Linked DNA regions of Homo sapiens: all the other regions are linked to region 1. The links are chromatin contacts, found by Hi-C or POLR2A ChIA-PET in ENCODE. All regions are on one chromosome and are shown on one strand. The core of a region is the stretch at or near the end of the contact, and the rest is flanking DNA. Distances in the headings are between cores, read along the strand shown.

What was found. A loop is a pair of places that touch in the nucleus more often than their neighbours do. ChIA-PET counts read pairs that join two places held with the same protein, here RNA polymerase II (POLR2A). Pooled maps may share reads with other maps.
Region 2: POLR2A ChIA-PET joins it to region 1 with 14 read pairs in H1. The contact joins the promoter of TPSG1 here to the promoter of CLCN7 in region 1. POLR2A ChIA-PET finds 5 or more read pairs at or near these places in 2 of 52 experiments (H1 and HCT116).
Region 3: a loop to region 1 is called in a pooled map, with 3 times the contacts of the local background. The contact joins the promoter of BAIAP3 here to the promoter of CLCN7 in region 1. A Hi-C loop is called at or near these places in 1 of 168 maps with a recorded cell type or tissue (thyroid gland) and 6 of 50 pooled maps. POLR2A ChIA-PET finds 5 or more read pairs at or near these places in 1 of 52 experiments (WTC11).

Annotation. Positions count from the first base shown.
Region 1 is chr16:1,473,670-1,476,341 of GRCh38, forward strand. CLCN7 (chloride voltage-gated channel 7) reads right to left here and starts at 1,359. Exons shown (of 25, transcript NM_001287.6): 1 at 1,165-1,359. The coding sequence starts at 1,305. RefSeq lists silencers at 1,102-1,311, 1,432-1,781 and an enhancer at 1,319-1,862.
Region 2 is chr16:1,223,846-1,226,517 of GRCh38, forward strand. It overlaps TPSG1 (tryptase gamma 1), which reads right to left and starts at 1,423. Exons shown (of 6, transcript NM_012467.4): 1 at 1,362-1,423; 2 at 757-783. The coding sequence starts at 1,407. LOC124903621 reads left to right here and starts at 1,406. Exons shown (of 2, transcript XM_047434997.1): 1 at 1,406-1,716; 2 at 2,609-2,672. The coding sequence starts at 1,406. RefSeq lists a silencer at 275-461.
Region 3 is chr16:1,332,318-1,334,989 of GRCh38, forward strand. It overlaps BAIAP3 (BAI1 associated protein 3), which reads left to right and starts at 1,328. Exons shown (of 34, transcript NM_001199097.2): 1 at 1,328-1,432. RefSeq lists silencers at 282-482, 1,218-1,377.

The sequences.
Region 1 (2,672 bases), core at 109-2,608:
GCCGTCCTTCCTAATCTTTAAGCACAAGACAAGTGTTTAAAGGACTAGACAAGAGAAAATGTAAAGAATAACTGCAAAGCAGATTAAGACCCATCAACAAAACGGTCCATTAACTCAAAAGTAACACAATACGGCCAGGCGCAGTGGCTCACGCCTGTAATCCCAGCACTTTGGGAGGCTGAGGTGCGGGGGATCACGTGAGGTCGGGAGTTCGAGGCCAGCCTGACCAACACGGAGGAACCCCGTCTCTACTAAAAATACAAAATTAGCCGGGCGCGGTGGCGCACGCCTGTAATTCCAGCTACTCAGGAGGCTGAGGCAGGAGAGTCACTTAAACTCGGGAGGTGGGGGTTGCAGTGAGCCGAGATCGCGCCATTGCACTCCAGCCTGGGCAACTACAGTGAAACTCCGTCTCAAAAAAAAAAAAATATTAAGACAATACACAGACAGGGAAACAAATGTACCCGCAACGGTTCTCCAGACCTTAACACTGCTCAGACGCACGCTGCAGGGTGACATGCGGAACGCATTCCAACCTCTGACTTGCTGCTTATTGTGTTTGCCTGCACATTGCAAATTCAACTCGGTGCGAAGGGAGACTGAGTACAAATACTCGTCACTCCCAAGATCACCTGAAAGTCGGGACTGATCCCCACACAGAAAGATGGCAGATAAAGGCGCTCAGTCATTCTCACTGAAAGACAGTGACCCGGCTGCAATCTTAACTGTTTCCATCTCCCAGGGGGTCAAAAACGCAAACAAAATTAGTTGCTCGTGTAGGATGACAATTTTTAAAAGTCACCTGAACAGAAAGCCACTTGCACCCCTTTAGGGCCAGTCTGGGGGACACCGGAGGGAATGAACGTGCGCCACGGCTGCCCCGGCGCCCCTCAGCGCCCCACATTCCGCGGGGTCTGGCGAGCTCCGCCTCGCCCACGCAGCCCTCCCGGCCACCGAGCCCGGCGCGGCCTCCGAAGACTCCAGACCCCAGGCGCCCCCGCCAGCCCGGCCCCGCCGAGGAGCCCCGGGGCGCGTTCCCGAGTCCACCGCGCCTCGGTCGCCTCCAGGACCGAGACACGCGGCGCCGCCAGAAGGCTCACGAGGGCGCGGGCTGCGGGGCGCACGAGGGCTCAGTTTCCCCGCCTGCGCCCTGCCCGGCCTCACCTGGCGCGCAGCCCCAGGCCCAGCCCCGTTCAGCAGCGGCGTCCCCCCGCCGGGCCGCGCCGTCCTCCGCAGCAGCGGCGCCGCCTCCTCGTCGTCCCGGTCCCGGCCGGACCAGGACACCTTCTTAGAGACGTTGGCCATGGCCCGCCGCGGAGCGACACCGGCCGGGAAGCGCCGGCTGCCCCCGTGTTTGTTCTCGTGACCCGCGCCGGCGGCCACGTGACGCGCGACGGGGCCACGTGATGAGCGACGGCGACCATGTGACCTGCAACGGCAACCACCGAGGCCCGGTCGCGCGGGGGCTCCTGGGAGCCGCGCTCCCGGCGGGTCGTGGCGCCGCCCGCCCTAGAGAATCGCCGCGGCCCTGAGGACCCCGTTCTGCCCACGCGACTGCAAAGGCGGCCCCGTTGGGCTGAGCGCCGAGTGCTTGGGAGGCGAATGGCCGCCCCCGGGACCTCGGGCCCGGGAGTCGGGGCGAGGGAAGCGCCCGGGGCCTGAGGGCAGGAGCCGGCTGGAGGGGCTCCCCCAGGCCCGGTCGCCCGCGCCGATCGTGACGGAGCCGCGGTGGGGAAGGGAGGAGGGAGGCAGGGGCGAGGGCAGGCCTTTCCTTGCCATAGGCGGCGGCTAAAGACGTGAAGGATGAAATTAGAAGTCCCGAAGCATGCATCCGCCCTCGCAGTAGGCACTCGGGCGAGGGTCGGAGTGGAGGCTTCCTCCAGGCAGCCCCAGAGGGTCCTCCCGCCTAATGAGAAAAGAACAGAAGGCGAGTCCTCTTCAACGATCAGGCCCCAGAGACAGTACAGGAGGGTCGCCTCTGGAAACTGCCGGCTACTACGCAGATAGCTGTGAATTAGCCAAATAGCCGCCCGGACCCTGTACCCGCACCAGGGCACAGCCCATCACTAATCAATGGTATTTCCATAAACCAAAGAGAATTCTTGACAGCTTTACATCAGCCCCCACCCTGTCCCCACCTTCTGGGTCATTTATTTATTTATTTTGAGACAGGGTCTCCTTCTGTCGCCCAGGCTGGAGTGCGGTGGTGCGGTCACAGCTCAGTGCAGCCTTGACCTCCTGGACTCAAGCCATCCTCCCGCCTCAGCCTCTGGAGTAACAGGGACCACAGGCCTGCACCACCACACCCGGCTAATTTTTGCTGTGGAGCTCACAGTGTGTTGCCCAGGCTGTTCTCAAACTTCTGACCTCAAGTGATCCTTCCACGTTAGCCTCTAGAGTAAACTCTTTATATTTTGTGCCTCATCCTCTTCCTTTTAAAAGGTCGATATTTTTATTATTGAGACGGAGTCTCACTCTGTCGCCCAGGTTGGAGTGCAGTGGCCCAATCTCGGCTCACTGCCTCCCGGGTTCATGCCTCAGCCTCCCGAGTAGCCGGGACTACAGGCGCCCGTCACCATGGCCGGCTAATTTTTTGTATTTTTAGTACAGATGGGGTTTCACTGTGTTAGCCAGGATGGTCTCGATCTCCTGACCTCGTGATCCACCCGCCT
Region 2 (2,672 bases), core at 173-2,672, 250 kb before region 1:
GGCGGTGGAAAGGCTGCAGAGGGCCCCTAGGCGGCTAGAAAGGGGCTCAGAACGGTGGAGCCCCCGAGAAGGCCCGGGGTGCTGGGGGTGGCTGCCTAGTGGGCCCCGGTTTTCCTTCAGGGGTGGTGGAGATATTCGAAGCTGGATAAAATTCGGGGGGCGGGGGGCAGACAGCACTGTCCAAGGTGCTCGGGGCCTCTGAATTGGACGCTTGATAATGTAACTTTATCTTCTGTAAACTTCACCTCAGTAAGTTAAGAAGAAATTAAGAGGAAGTCAGCTGGAGACCCACTGGCCACACCTGGGTCTGCCTGAGCTGGATAATTGTGCTGGTGATGGAGTGTGGCCACTGGGCTGAATGGAAGGGAAGCTGGGATGTAGACAGACAGAGATGTTTATAGATAGGCAGCGGGTGTGGGGTGGGGCACCGGCTCTCCCACACGGCAAAGCCCCCAGCTGGTTCCAGGGCCACGGTGGGGACGCTGTGGGGAGAAAGTTCGAGGAGGGCCAGGTTGTTTCATGGCCTCAGAGCATCTCCCAAGGTACAGACTGACTACAGTGGTGGTGGGGGAGACAGCCCTGCAGCACACCCCGACCAGCCCCACTCAACCGAGAGATGCGAGCAGAAACCACGGCGACAAACTATGACCTCCCCGGGCCCCCATTGGGACCCCAGGGAAGGAGAGGGTCACCGAGGCCCTCCTGCCAGGCCTTGCCTGCACCCTCCCCCACACCCCACACCTGTCAGAGACGTACCTGGCTGCAAAGTCCTGAGGGACACACCTGTGGGAAAGACGAAGGGCCCAGGATGGAGGGGGCTGCCAAGGAGAGGGGTGTGCGGGCTCCAGAGGCCCCTGCCAGGCCTCAGGGCGGCACTGGGGTGGGGCCTGGTCCTGAGCAGAGGGGCCCGGCCTGGTGAGGCTGGGTCAACTGCTGTCTCACTGGCCCAGGGCTGGGTGGGACAAGCCACAGGCCATAAACGGCAGCTGGAGGCCGGGAGCTTGGCCTCAGGCCTGGGCCTCCTCCCCGCCCTCCAGGTCCTGCTCAGGAAAGAAATCACCAGTGTTCTAGGGCCTGGGACTCCTGGCACCCCCAACTCCCACCCGCACCCCCAACTACCACCCGCCCTGCCAACTCCTGCACCCCCAACTCCCACCCGCACATCCCTCCTGCCTCTCCCCAGCACGGACAGCTGGGCCTCCAGCCAGGGGTGCAGTCTCTTCAGAGGAGACACGGGGCCCCACAGGGTGGGGACTCAGCATGTTTCTCCGTCTCAGACCAGCCCCCAGTTTCACCCCCATCAGGGGTCCAGGCAGGAAGCAGATGCCCCCCCATCCCCACACCCAGGCCAGGTCACCCACCGGGCACAGCCAGGAGCAGCAGGAGGCCACAGGCCCCAAGGGCCATGGTGTCTGCCCACTGTAGGGAGAAGGAGGGCCAGCCTGACCCTTGGACCTGCTGGGCGTGGGGGATAGGGGTGGCCACACACCTGCTGTCAGGCAGGGCGGGAGGACGGAGGAGGAGGCCGGAGCTCCACAGACGGCCCCACCTGTTCCTTCTGCACCTCAGAGAAGGGTCGTCACCTCCATTTATCCCTGTGTGGACGCCACAGCCCTGGCACCAAGTGGCCGGCTCCGTCAAGGGAAAGCGGGGAAGGACAGAAGGCAAAAGTACTTCTCACCTTGTCTCTGCTCCGGGGCCAGGGCTGAGGGAGGGGTGAGTGTTCCTCTGAGTGCCGCCCCCTCCAAAAATTACTCCCTGGTTCCCTCGGGGCACGCCACCCCCTCTCCTTCATCCTCTGGGAGCCCAGTCCTGGGGGTTCTTCAGGAGGGTCCCAACTCAAGGCCCAGCAGCCCTTTGGAGACAGCTCAGGCCCTCGTGACAACCACTCTTTGAGAAGTCCCTGTCCCCACGTCCGGCAGCAGGTCCTGTGCTCGTGCGGCAGATCAGATGGGCACCACTTCACGGCCCAGCCTGGGTTGGCCCTTCCTAACCGTCCTGGCTGCCCCAGCCTGATGACTCAGCTGATTAGGGGCCCTGGGCAGCGCCCGGGACTTTCCTGCCGCCCTCCCCAGATCCAAATCACAGGCCAGGCTGGAGGGTCCAGCTGAGACCTTCTAGGTCAGGGATCCCCTCTTTGATGTGGGGAAACTCAGCCACGGGTTGGGGGGAGTTGCCTGACCACCCACCAGGATGTGGCCTCCCAGGCACAGACGTGGCCGCCTGCACGCCAGCACGTGGGGTAGCCAAGGCTCAGAACTGGAGGTTCAGTGTTTTTCCTGGTGACCAATAAGGACAACACCAGCATGCGGGGCCAGCAGTGCACCCACGGCCGGGCACCCTCCTCCCTCACGGCAGCCGCACACCTGGAGGGGGCGCCTCAGGGGAGGCAGGACAGTCCCACCCCACACAAGGGAGCGGGGTCTGAGCCACGAGTCCCCGGCCCAGGGTGCCCCTAACAGGGCGATGTCACCCAGTGGGGAGGGAGCCTGAGGGGCAGGGTCTTCATGGAACCAGGTCCTCTAGTCCTGACCTCTAGGGCTGTCCCCAGGTCCCCACAGGTGGGGACTTCAGGGCCCTCACCTGTCCCAACTCAATTCACCTGCAGCACTGGGGACCCCGTCTTTCTGCCTGTGCCCCAGCACGCCACTCCCCGCAGAGTGCTCCACACG
Region 3 (2,672 bases), core at 78-2,577, 140 kb before region 1:
AGACGGGCCCCCTCCCTTTGAAGAGCTGTGTTCTGGAAGCCTGTCTGGCCTTGGGCTGCCCAGGTGCCCTTCGGGTGAAAACTCCAAAGTCTGACCACCCCCCACCCCTTGTCCCCAAAGGGCTGCGAGTGTCCAGCTGTATTCGACCAAGGGCAGGTGCGACCGGGGGGCCGCTGCGCCCTCGGCAAGTCTGAGAGCCTCAGGCCCCCGACAGGACCATGCTTAGCACGGACTTCTCAAAGTGTGGTCCCTGGACTGGCGGCAGCAGACTGGAGCTGGGAAGTGCAGGCGCTGGCTGGCGTGGGGACCACACCTGTGATCTCAGCGCCTTAGGAGGCCGGGGAAGGGGGATCCCTTGAGCCTGGGAGTTTGAGACCAGCCTGGGCAACATAGGGAGACCCCCATCTCCACAAAAGAAACCAAAAAACATTAGCCGGCGGGTGGTCCCAGCTACTGGGGAGGCTGAAGCGGGAGGACCACTTGAGCCGGAGAGTTCGAGGTTGCAGCGAGTGGAGATGGTGCCACTGCGCTCCAACCTGGTTGAGAGCTATTTTTGAGAGCTTTTTCGAGACTCTGTCTGAAAAAAAAAGGGAAAAAACGCAGATCGCGCCCCCACCCAGACTTCGGGACCAGCGGGTTGGGGACAGGACCCATCAATGCCTTAACAAACCCTGCAGGAGACCGCGGGCCCGCTGGGGTTCCAGGACAGCGCAGCGGAGGAAGAGCGGGGAGCCACCCGGGAGGGGCTGGCGGGGTCCAGTGCAGACCCCAGGGGCTCCGGGGGCTCTGGCCGGCTGTGACCCCACAAGCGCCAACTGGGCCCTCACCAGAGCCCCAGGGACGATCGCCCCACAGACCGTCCGCGTGGGCGTGGGGCGTCCCGAGTGGATCCCTGCAGGACGCATCCCCGCCCCGAGAAGAGAGCGGCGGGGCCCGCGAGGTGTCCCTGAGTCAGGCCCTTCCAGAAAGGTCTGCACCGCTGCTGGTCTTCGTGACCGTGGCTTCCCTGGGGTCCGCGGAGGAGACCCCGCCGACCACCCCCTTCTAGACCCCACGCGCCACGGGGAGGGCGCGCGCGGCCAGGCGGGGTCCCGAGGCAGCCAAGCCCGCTCCCCGTCCCGCAGCCACCTGTGGGTTGACTCACAGCCCCGCATCCCGGGGGAGGGGGCTCCGGCCCGGCTCAAGGCACGGAGACCCCGGCCGGGTCCCCTAAGGCGCCGTGGACGCGGGGGGCGGGGCGAGCGCGGTCAGGCCCCGCCCCGGTCAGGCCCGGCCCCGCCCCCAGTCAGACCCCGCCCCCGCAGCGGCGTCCGCCCAGCAGTTGCTCAGTCGTCGGCGCGCGCGGCTGGGAGCGGTAGCTGTGCCTCGGCGTCCCCGAGCTGGTGCCGAGCGCAGCGCCCCAGGAGCCCCCCCATCCCCGCGCCGGCCCACGGTAAGTGCCGCGGGCTGCGGCCAGTGCTGTTGGGCCGCCGTCTGGGCTCGGCCCCGCGCCCCAACCCGGACGGACCGACGGCCGCCGCCCCCTTGGTCCGGGTCCCCCAGGAGGCACGGGGGTGGCCTCCGAGGCGGGGGGCGGTGGGAAGGTCTCGACGTCCCCTCGGCCCTGGGGAAACTGAGGCCGCGCATGCTTGGAGGGGCGGGGTCTCGGGGGCATTTCCCCTCCGAACGCGCAGGAGAGGGTGCGGCGGTGGGGTCCGCACTGCGGAGCGGACGGGGAGGGTATCCGGGCGCTGGCGACGGCCTCCCCCGCACTTGAGCCGCCAAGCGAGGCTTCGACCCCCGCGCCTCCCTCCCCGGGGGAGCAGACGGGCCCGGGGCCTCCCAGCACCCCTCCCGGGCGGGCTGCACCCCCCAGCGTCCTCGTCCCTTCCCTCCTCCCGCAGGTCCTCGTAAGGCCCTTTAGTCCCCCCGAAATCCCTGCGAGTGCAAAGCGGCCCCTCCTTCAGCCCCACTCGGCAAAGGGCTGTGGGCTCTTGCCTGGGCCGGGGTCTCCGGGGGAGGAGTTTAAAGTGACACACTAGACCCGCCCCCAGACTCACCCCGGACCGCCCGCCCCCTCCGAGGGGAGAGACCCCCATAGAACTGGGGGTGTGGCTCCTGCGGGCGCCCGGGGCCCCGGGAAAGGGGGTGCCGCGAGGCGGGGCAGGGAGGGGGTCGGTGAGCAGAGGGAGGAGGGAGCGCTGCGCAGACACGGGCGAGGGGAGGAAGAAGGCGCCTCGGGCTCCGGTCTCCTGCGCTCCTGCTGGGCGCCAGCGGCTGGACCTTGGCAGCCGTCTGAGGCTTCGGGGAGCCCAAGGCCACCGGCAGCGCTTGTTAGAATGCAGATTCCCGGGGTTCGACTGGAATGAGACCCCGGGGAGCAGCGTTTGCAGCGGGCCCGCCAGGTGACCTGCACCTGGGCACCGCCATCGGCTTCGCAGGGGCCATCTGGAGGAGTCGGTGAGACCAGGGAGAGATTCCTGCGGGAAACCCCCAGGGCCTGGTGAAGGGGAGTCGGGGGGCTGAGGGAGGAAGAGCAGGGAAGCTGGAGAGAAGACCAAGAGGGCAGCGTGGAGAGCCAGCCTGTGGGGCAGATGTCCTGCCACCTCCCGCCCCAGGCACACACCCAGGGCACCATCAGCTAACCCCCTGCCCCAAATGTGGTAAGAAGGGCGCCCCCAACACGTTGAAGG